Linked DNA regions of Homo sapiens: region 1 is linked to region 2. The links are chromatin loops, found by intact Hi-C in ENCODE. Cell type or tissue: sigmoid colon. All regions are shown on one strand. Links, peaks and the distances in the headings refer to the core of each region. The heading gives the core; the rest is flanking DNA.

The links. A loop is a pair of places that touch in the nucleus more often than their neighbours do. Peaks named below come from ENCODE experiments on the same cell type or tissue, not always from the same donor. Only the 100,000 strongest peaks of a DNase experiment are listed, where the experiment ranks them.
Region 1: a loop joins it to region 2, with 4 times the contacts of the local background. A loop is called at or near these places in 31 of 110 quality-filtered maps.

Annotation. Positions count from the first base shown.
Region 1 is chr2:25,202,102-25,207,481 of GRCh38, reverse strand. It overlaps LINC01381 (long intergenic non-protein coding RNA 1381), which reads right to left and starts at 3,169. Exons shown (of 2, transcript NR_132378.1): 1 at 2,933-3,169. RefSeq lists a silencer at 2,832-3,171. In sigmoid colon, for the core only: no CTCF peak of the experiment used is centred there; no DNase peak of the experiment used is centred there; H3K4me3 peaks cover 605 bases.
Region 2 is chr2:24,419,188-24,424,567 of GRCh38, reverse strand. All of the region lies in intron 2 of LOC105374329 (a long non-coding RNA gene), which reads right to left. Among named protein-coding and RNA genes, the nearest start is that of ITSN2, 61 kb to the right of the region's middle. In sigmoid colon, for the core only: a CTCF peak has its summit at 2,748 (motif pointing left); no DNase peak of the experiment used is centred there.

The DNA of each region.
Region 1 (5,380 bases), core at 90-5,089, 780 kb before region 2:
CTCAGCTGGTCCACTGGAGGGAAACCCAAGTCAGGCTGACTGTTTTTCTCTGGGAGAGCCAAGGGAACCCCAGGGGCACTGCGTTATTTGCTCCTTTCCTGTCTGATTGCATTTTCCTCTGGCTGCCCCAGGGAACCTGTTTCTGAGCCTGATGGTCCACTTCCAAAGACCAGGCCTCTTGCAGCGGGAAATGTTTGGGAAGCCCCTTGTGACGTCTCCTCCCTGCCTGGTGGAGAGACTTCCCTTTTTGGTAGTAGCTGGTCTGTGAGTGGTGAGACCACAAAAGATCAAGGGACCCCCCGGAGGGTTCACTTTTTCAGTGTGTTTGTCAGCTGACTGTGCTCAGGGAGGGCCTGGAGGATGTTACCTGAGTTTGGCAAAAAGGACCTCATAGTAACCTTGCTAGGTAGATACGGCAGGGGAAATTATCCCCGCTTGACTGTTGAGAAACTGCAGTTCAAAGAATGTTCGTTGATTTGCTCAAGACGGTATGGCTAGTCCTGGCAAGGCTAGGCGGCATCTCTGCCTTCTGCCATCCTGGCCCACCATTCTCTCCTTTCTTTCACCTGCCTTTTCTAGCTCAACTTATCCCCTCTTTTTATTTATTATTTTTTGAGACGGAGTCCCGCTCTGTTGCCCACGCTGGAGTGCAATGGCGCGATCTTGGCTCACTGCAACCTCTGCCTCCCAGGTTCAAGCGATTATCCTGCTTCCGCCTCCTGAGTAGCTGGAATTACAGGCACGCGCCACCATGTCCAGAGAATTTTTGTATATTTTTAGTAGAGATGGGGTTTCACCATGTTGGTCAGGCTGGTCTCAAATTCCTGTCTCGGCCTCCCAGAGTGTTGGGATTATAGGCCTGAGCCACCGCACCTGGCCTTCCCCTCTTTTAATTGATAAGATGACATAGCAGCATTAAAGATAAATATTTAAACTAAAATCTCTCGGCTGGGCACAGTGGCTCACGCCTGTAATCCCAGCACTTTAGGAGGCCGAGGCAGGTGGATCACGAGGTCAGGAGATCGAGACCATCCTGGCTAACACGGTGCAACCCTATTGCTACTAAAAAAAATTAAAAAAAATAGCCGGGCGTGGTGGCGGGTGCCTGTAGTCCCAGCTACTTGGGAGGCTGAGGCAGGAGAATGGCGTGAACCCGGGAGGCGGAGCTTGCAGTAAGCCGAGATTGTGCCACTGCACTCCAGCCTGGGCGACAGAGCGAGACTGTGTCTCAAAAAAAAAAAAAAAAGAAAGAAAAGAAAAGAAAATCTTTCAAATACCACCATTTATATAACACATTTCTACATATGCACACGTGTGCTTTAAAAAACAGCTCTAGGCCGGGAGTGGTGGCTCACGCCTGTAATCCCAATACTTTGGGAGGCCGAGGTGGGTAGATCACCTGAGGTCAGGAGTTTGAGACCAGCCTGGCCAACATGGTGAAACCCTGTCTCTACTAAAAATACAAAATTAGCCAGGTGTGGTGGCACACGCCTATAATCCCAGCTACTTAGGAGGCTGAGGCAGGAGAATTGCTTGAACCCGGGAGGTGGGGGTTGCAGTGAGCCGAGAGCGCACCATTGCACTCCAGCCTGGGCAACAAGAGTGAAACTCTGTCTCAAAAGAAAAAAAGAAAAAGAAAAAAAAACCCAGCTCTAGTAAAATTGTAATTTACAATTGTGATAACACTGTATAGAACAAAACACACAAGTATAAGTAACATTTGGGAAATCTGCATTAGATCAGCAGGTTACATCCCTGTCAATATGCTGGTTGTGATATTGTACTATAGTTCTGCAAGATGTTACCATTGGGGAAAACTGGGTAGAGGTGGGATCTCTGTATCATTTCTTTTTTTTTTTTTTTTTCTTGAGACGGAGTCTCACTCTGTCACCAGGCTGGAGTGCCGCGGCCCGATCTTGGCTCACTGTAACTTCTGCCTCCCGGGTTCAAGCGATTCTCCTGCCTCAGCCTCTCGAGTAGCTGGGACTACAGGCACATGCCACATGCCCGGCTAATTGTTGTATTTTTAGTAAAGACGGAGTTTCACCATGTTGGCCAGGATGGTCTCAATCTCTTGACCTCATGATCTGCCCGCCTCGGCCTCTCAAAGTGTTGGGATTACAGGCGTGAGCCACCGCGCCCGGCCTATATTTTCTTATAACTGCATGTGAATCTGCAAGTATCTATATAACATTTTCGATTAAAAGAAAAAGCAATTCTGAAGGAGTTGAGATCCATGAGAATTTACCATTTCATGTTAAACCATTTTTCATTAAGATTACATTATAAACATTTCCCCGTGTTTCTACAGACCTTGCAATAATCACTTACTGGCTACACGGCATTCCATCTAGTGGGTGTAAAACCGTTCCCTTAACCATTCTCCCTTGCTAGGTGGCGAGGTTGTTTTCAATTTTTAGCTCACACTAATAATGCCATAATGAACATGATTATGCCTAGGGCACGGTTATTCCTTTGAATTATTTCATTAGGATACATTCCCAGGGAGTGGGGTGCCTGGGCATAAGGTTCTGGACCTTTATGACTGTATTAGGTATTATTAATTTAATATTATATCCTTATTATTGCCCTTTCTAAGGTACAGATCGGCTTTTCCCCAAGTGAGCAAAAGTTCTCTGGCGCGCCTTTCAGCATTCAGATTTGTGGGGGAAAACCTAGGGGCCCCCCACTTGTTTCCGCCTGCACAGTGTCAGGCCAGAGATTTGAGTGGCAGAATGACAGAGGCAGCAGAGTGCAGCTAGAGGAGCTGTCACGGGCGTCACCCTCCCACGGGGCCCGGGCGGGCGTCCGGGGACCTCCTGGGACTCGGTGGCGCCGGCTACCTTCTCCCCAGAGCAGCAGAGGCCGTGAGGGGCCCTGCGGGGCCATGAGGGCGCGCGGCTTTCTTGAAAACAGAGCAGCCTCTGCTCACCCTGCAGGCGCTCTGGAGCTGCAGGAGGCCATTTCTAGAAGGCACCGGATTCGGCCTAATGCGGTGGCGAGGCCGCTGCGTCCCTCGGAGCCCGGTGGGGAGGCCCTGGGTGCCGCGCCCCAAGGCTCGCGGGCGATTGCCGCCCGTGAGGCGCCGCCGGGGAAGTCCGGAGCCCTGGCGTCCCCAAAGCCGTCCGCGGCTCTGCGTCCCAGTCCCGGGCGAGCGCCGCGCAGAGGCCCGAGGACCCCACGCCTGGGTGGGGAAGGCGCGGCCTCGCCATCTTGCTGGGCCACGGGCGCTCGGCGCAGGCGTGCGCGCTTGTGCAGTGTTCACCTCTTTTGGGATTTTATTCTCGTTTCATTTAATTTAACTCATTTAAAAAATTTTTTTTATTTTACTTTTTCTTTCATTTTAGTTTTGTTTTAAATTTTATTAATTTCATTAAATTTAAATTTTGTTAATTTAATTTTAATTTTAGGTGGTTTTTTTTTTCAGTTTGGATTGCCAGGTTAAATGTAGGAGGTCCAGTTAAATTCAAATTTCAGATAAGCAACAGATACATTTTTAGTATACATCTATCCTGTTTAGGATGTCCTATTTAGTATCAGAATGTCTCCAACGTTTTGTCCTGGTTTTTTGTTTGTTTGTTTGTTTGTTTTTTGCGACAAGGACTTGCTTTGTTGCCCAGGCTGGGGTGCAGTGGCACAATCATAGTTCACTGCAGCCTCCAACTCCTGGACTCAAGAGATCTTCCTGCCTCAGCCTCCAGAATAGATGTACACCACTACACTCAGCTAATGTTTGTATTTTTTGTAGAGCTGGGGGGCGTCTCGCTATTTTGCCCAAGCTGGTCTCGAACTCCTGGGCTCAAGTGATTCTCCTGCCTTGGTCTCCCAAAGTGCTGGGATTCCAGGCATGAGCCACCACTCCTGGCCTGGCCTGTATTTTTATTTGCTAAATCTGGCAACTCAATTTGTGGTAGAACCCCTTCTTTGGAGGACATCTGACTCAGAACCCTAATACCTACCCAATGACAGCGAGTGGTCTGTGTGAACTGGGGCCAGGACTAGGGGGTGCAGGAATGTGAGTGTCACCCAGTGTCTCCCAGACTGGCCTGAGGAACCCCCTGAGCAGAACCGAACCACTGAACCTCTCTTACAGGGGCTGAACTCCCCGAGGGCAAGACAGCAACAGCCGCACCAGGTAGACTCTGTACATTGGATTATTCCAGCCATGGCTGGCTCCTGTCCTCTCAAAAGTCCCTCACGGGCCGGGCACAGTGGCTCACGCCTGTACTTCCAGCACTTTGAGAGGCCTCACTTGAGGCCAGGAGTTCAAGACCAGCCTGCCCAACATGGCAAAACCCTGGCTAATACAAAAAATTAGCCAGGCATGGTGGCACACACCTGTAATCCCACCTACTTGGAGAGGCTGAGGCACAAGAATAGCTTGAACCTGGGAGGTGGAGGTTGCAGTGAACCAAGATCGTGCCACTGCACTCCAGCCTGGGCAACAGAGCGAGACTCTGTCTCAAAAAAAAAAAAAAAAAAAAAAAAATCCCTCAGGCCCATATCCTGTGAGCAACAAGCTCTGAAGGAGGGGCCCAGGTCTGCCACTATGGGATGTGGGCAAGTCACTGGCCTCAGTTTCTCCATCTGTGAAATGGGGCTGTTGTTTGGGCTGCTGGAGATAATCTATGTGAAAGTGCCTGGTGAACCTGGACACCCAGAGACTCTAAAGCATGCTTTTTACTGAGGCATAATTCACAAACAGTGACATTCCCCAATTTTAAGTATTGAACTCAGTGCATTTTGACTGATGTTTACAGTTGTGTGACCACCACAATTGCATATATATACATATACAAACATATATGTTGAAGAGTTGAAGGCCATAGCCCTTCTTTGAGGAATTCCGGGTCTGGTGGAGAAGCAGACCACGTGTACTTGACCACCACACACCTGTGTGAGCAGCAGCTCAGGAAGGAACACGGGGGCCAGCGAGGTATGCGGCCACTCTTCCGGCTGTAACGCCCTAGATAGAGCATTTAGTCTGGCCGCCTCTAACGCAGCCACATCAAGCCTTCAGTCCCACCCTTGCTGGGTCTGGAATACCCGGGCAAAGCCACATCCTCTTTCCTCTTTTATCTGGCAGAGGCTCATTCCTCTCCATGTTTCAAGGCCCAACTCAGATGCTACCTCCTCTGAGAAGCCACACCGATTTTCCTGGTGATTCTGGGACAGATTTGTGGCTCCTGCTCATTGGGCTTGGGACCTGCAGGTGGTGAGGGCTAGAGGGAGGCAGAATCTTAAAAAGGGGGTCCCCAGTGGGAAGGGCCGTGGGGTGGGCTAGGGGAGCATCATGTCCTGTAACAGGAGATGTGAATGGCAGGGCGGGATGTGGAGGTTCAGGGCGGGATGTGGAGGTTCAGGGCCAGCCCAGGAGGCT
Region 2 (5,380 bases), core at 243-5,242:
CATTCATTATTAAGGCTCTAGGGACTTGGGACCAAATTTCGTCTGCATTAGTGTTTTTTTTGCTTCTGTGTTTGTATTAGCTTCAATGCGTGGTTTTTCTGTGTCCTGGGAGGGGCATGAAGTCTCTAGTTAGCCCTAGCTCCCCCACTCCCTGTTGTCTTACATCCCCACATGGTGGTTAATTTTATGTGCCGGCTTGGGTGGGCCATGGTGCTCAGATATTTTGTCAAACATTATTCTGGATGTTTTATGTGCAGGTGTTTTTTGAATGAGATTAACATTTAAATCCGTGAACTTTGGCCAGGTGCGGTGACTCACGCCTGTAATCCCAGCACTTTGGGAGGCCAAGACAGGCAGATCATTTGAGGTCAGGAGTTCAAGACCAGGCTGGCCAACATGGTGAAACCCTGTCTCTACTGAAAATGCAAAAATTAGCTGGGCGTGGTGGCAGACACCTGTAATTCCAGCTACCCAAGACGTTGAGGCATAATCGCTTGAATCCGGGAGGCAGAGGTTGCAGTGAGCCAAGGTTGTGCCACTGCACTCTAGCCTGGGGAACAGACTGAAACTCCATCTCAAAAAAAGAGAGAGAGAGAGAGAGAGAGAGAGAAGGCAGGAAAGGGGCAGAGAGAGCAAAAGAAGAGATGCAAAGGCTTCCATTCCATTGATTTTTCTCTTGATTGTCTAGCTCAGCACTGTCCAATAGAAATAGAATGCAAGCCATATATATAATTTTTAATTCCCTAATATCACATTAAAAAGGTATAAAAAGAATAAATAAAATCAATGTTAATAATGCATTTTATTAATGTGTTTTATTTAACCTAATATATTTAAAATATTGTCATTTCAACATACGGCACCAGCTACATTTCAAGTGCCCAATAGCTGCACATAGGTAGTGGGTACCGTATTGAAGAGCTCAACTCAATATCCCAGAACTCATTTCCTACAGCCCCCAGGGCCTCCCAGCACCCTGCTCTCTGATCACAGATTCCAATCACATTTCCCTCCATGATCCAGGGTTTCCCTGCCACACACACTCAACTCTCCCAACCAGATAGGAGAAATTTTACTGGCTTTTTTCATCTTATTTTTTCTCTGGCTCTAAACCAATATCTGACCTTTGGCAATGTGCTTCATTTCACCTGCTCTGGTGAGAGGTAGTGAGATTTTTTTTCCTCTTTCCCTGTTTCATCTTTGTCTGTCTGGCATTTGGCATACGGCCTGGCACATGTCACTGCCTCACAGGTGAGTGACTTTGGGGCATTTAAACAGGAGGGAGGTTCGGAAGACCCGGTGAGGGTAAAATCATGAAGATCAGGCTGTTTATACCAGGTGCCTTGATGAGCTACATCTTCACCTTTGGGATAAGTGCTCAAAGCCTTCAGGCTTTCCCCCTTGAGCTGGCTTCCCATGGGCAATGGTCAGGCCAGCTGTATGGCACAGAGCCTCCCACAAAGCTGGACTCAGCAATGTCTGAAAAACCCAACTGAATCGACTTCAGGCAGAAGAGACTAGCCAACTGTGGGGCCTGAGCTGAGACTCGGGCAGGAATACCTACTGGAAATTGGCCCAGGGAGGGAGCCACGCAGCTCTCTGAGTGAAGAGTGTTCTGTGCAGCAGGGGGACGTGTTTCTGCAGTTGGAGGAGCAGCTCGCTTAGAGGGAATATCGTCCTGGATATGGCCATGGCAGCAGCCATCTCACCAGGCCGGTTCCACACTATGGTTCTGAGAGTTGTTACTGGAAGCTCAGCTGAGAGCCTGTTCTTCCAGCCCTTCCAATGCTTATATGAGCTACTTAATAAATCCCTTTCTGCCTAAGCTAGTTAGTATAAACTTTATTGTTGAAACCAAGAATCTGACCCAACGTAATTAATTATAGTATCAGTCTTAGGGTTTTCCTTTATACTGTTAAGTGCACTTATATCTCTGTTATCTGAGGCAAGGGTCTGGGGAAATGGGCATGGTTACCAATGGGAATATAAATTGGTAAAATGTCTGGAAGGGTATGTTGGTAGTATTTATTTAAATTATAAAGGCACTTACCTTTTTAACCAGTATTCTAATTATAGGCATTTGTTCTGCAGATACACTTGCATATATAGAAGCTGAGTTATGTACAGTTGCAGCATTGTGTGTGAGAACAAAATATTTTAAATCACCTGAAAGCAACAAGAAGAAACTTTATCTTGATGAAATGACTAAGCTGCTTTTACCTGGAACTTTAATATATGTGAAGGAAGGCTGTCTTCTATGGTGATAATCCAATTAAGGTAAGAAGGAGATCCAAACCAATAGCTAGAGATTGCATATTGCAGGCACAGCTGGCAGGACTCAAACTGTCCAACACAAGTGGATACTCTGGGATGCAAAACCAAAATATCTGGCTTAGAACAAGCTTTTGTGCAGGCCAGTTATTGAGGCTCCCTTGGACCCCATTTGAGACCACAAAGGGGCAGGGGCACCAGGGTGAGGAAAGACTCTTGGCACCGTGATGACACAGCGTGGAGGGACAGCTATCAGTCATAAGCAGCCCTGCAGATGCTAGCCTCTCTCTGTAGAAGAGCAAAGGGTAAACCAGCTCACACAAGCACACATATGAATCCCTGCTGGGATCATGGGGACTCAGGTAGGGGTTTGCCACTCTGCTCTGGTGCCTCCCATAGCAAAGAGGCTGTCTAGGAGGCAGGGGCTCTAGGAGACGCTATTCATGTTGTATTCCACGTCAATGGCGCCCCCTGGAGAGAAGACAATTTGGATGTTGCCCATTGGAAATAGTGTGTGTCAACCCTGCAGGAAAAGTGCCCTCATTCAAAGGTGAGAAGTAACTAAAAGAGAAACAGCACACAAATCTTTAGGAAAATACAAGAAGGAGAAAGGAGGAAATCAATAGGGAAACAACTGGCAGGTAAAGAATACAGAAACATCTTGCCTCAAAACTGGTGAAAATCATGACCAAATACAGTAGTCCCCTGCCCTTATCCACAGAGGATACGTTCCAAGACCCCCAGTGGATGCCCAAAACCACATTTAGTACCAAACCCTATATACTATGTTTTTTTCCTATATGTGCTTTTTTTTTTTTTTTTCCTGAGGCAGAGTCTCACTTTGTTGCCCAGGCTGGAGTGCAGTGGCGTGAACTCTGCTCACTGTAACCTCCACTTCCTGGGTTCAAGCCATTCTCCTGCCTCATCCTCCCAAGTAGCTGGGACTACAGGCATGCACCACCATGCCCGGCTAATATTTGTACTTTTAGTAGAGAGGGGGTTTCACCGTGTTGGTCAGGCTGGTCTTAAACACCTGGGCTCAAGTGATTCACTCGCCTCAGCCTCCCAAAGTGCTGGGATTACAGGTGTGAGCCACCGTGCCTGGCCCCCTATATGTGCATGTCTATTTGATAAAGTTTAATTTCTAAATTAGGCACAGTAAGGCTGGGCTCAGTGGCTCACACCTGTAATCCCAGCACTTTGGGAGGTTAAGGCAGGAGGATCACTCAAGCTCAGGAGTTCCAGAGTAGCCTGGGAAACATAGCAAAACTTTGCCTCTACAAAAAGTAATATTAGTCAGCATTGTGGTGCATGCGTGTAGTCCAAGCTGCTTGGGAGGCTGAGATGGGAGAATCACTTAAGCCCAGGAGGTTGAGGCTGCAGTAAGCCATCATGGAGCCTCTGCACTCCAGCTTAGGTGACAGAATAAGACCCCATCTCAAAAAATAATTATCATCATGAAAAATTAGGCACAGTAAGAAATTAATGACAATAACTACTAATAAAATAGGACAAATTAAATAAAGTAATATAATGAAAGTTATGTGAATATGATTTCTCTCTCTGCATTGCACCTATTTTTGGACCCTGGTAACTGAAATTGAGAAAAGTAAAACTGTGAGACTACCATAAATCTCCATAAACTCTAGGAACTAAAGTAAAAATAATCTCTATATAACAAGCACTCAAAGCAGAGATACAAGAGTTCAAGGAAAAAAATGACAAAGCAACTGAAGATGAAAAATGAGCTGGCACTAATGTTTTCTTTGAGGTAGAATTACATAAAGTCTTAGATGTACAGTCTGATGGATTTTTTTTTTCAAGTAACCATACCCATGTAACTACCACTCTGCTACAGATATGGAACATTCTCCGCATCCAAGAAGACTCCTTCCTGCCCCCTTCCAGTCAAAAGTAATTGCTGTTTTGATCTCTATCATCCACCATAAATTAGTTTTGCCTATTGTTGAATGTCCTATAAATGAAAACATATAGTAGATGTTCTTCTATGTCCAGGTTCTTTCACTTTACCTTATGCCTGTGACAGTCATCTACATAGTTGTGGATAGCAGTAGTTCATTCTTTTTCAATATTGTGTGGTATTCCATTATATGACTATGCCACAATATATTAATGCATGAATTTTCGAGTTGTTTCCGTTTGTGTTATGAATAAAGCTGCAATGAACATCCTTGTGCATGTCTTTTGGTGAATATAAGCATTCATTTTCATTAGGAATATACAAAGGAGTGGAATTTTTAGGTCATAGAGTATATGTATATTTCACTTTGGCACCATTAAGTTTTCCAACGTGGCTGTACCAATTTAAATCAGGAACACATGCTCCATATCTTTGCCTCCATTTGGTTTTCCTTTTAGTTTTAGCCATTCTGGGAACAGCACCTCATTGGTTTTTTCACTTACATTTCCCTGACACTTCGAACCTTTTCATGTGTTTATTTATTGTGAGGTACCAGTTCAAGTCTTAGCCCAGTTTTTATTGGTTTGTCTTGCTTACTGATATGGAGTTCATTATATATTCTGGACAGGAGTCTTTCATCAGATATGTAAATACAAATATTTTATTCCCATCTGTGTCTTGCCTTTCACTCAAATGATGTCTTTTGATGCAAAGAAGTTTTTAATTTTAATCAGGTCCAACATCAATATTCTATTTTATATTTGGTAATTTGTGCTCCCTATTTAAGAAGTCGTTGCTTACCTCAAAGTCATGAAAATAGTCTCCCACTTTCACATTTACTTTTATGATCCATTTCAAATTAATGTTGATGTATGGAGGGATGCAGGAGTCAAGGTCCATTTCTTTTCTATATGGGTAGCCAGTTAACCTAGCACCATTATTGAAAATAACACCTAAGCCAGGCATGGTATTGTGTGTGCCCCAGCCACTTCAGAGGCTGATGTAGGAGGATGTGAGCCCAGGACTTTAGAGCCAGCTTGGGCAACAAAGTAGAAACCCATTTCTTAAATTTATCTGTTTTTTTTTTTTTTTGTGAGACAGTCTTGTTCTGTCACCCAGGATGGAGTGCAGCGGCATGATCTCAGCTCACTGCAACCCCTGCCTCCTGGCTTAAAGTGATTCTCATGT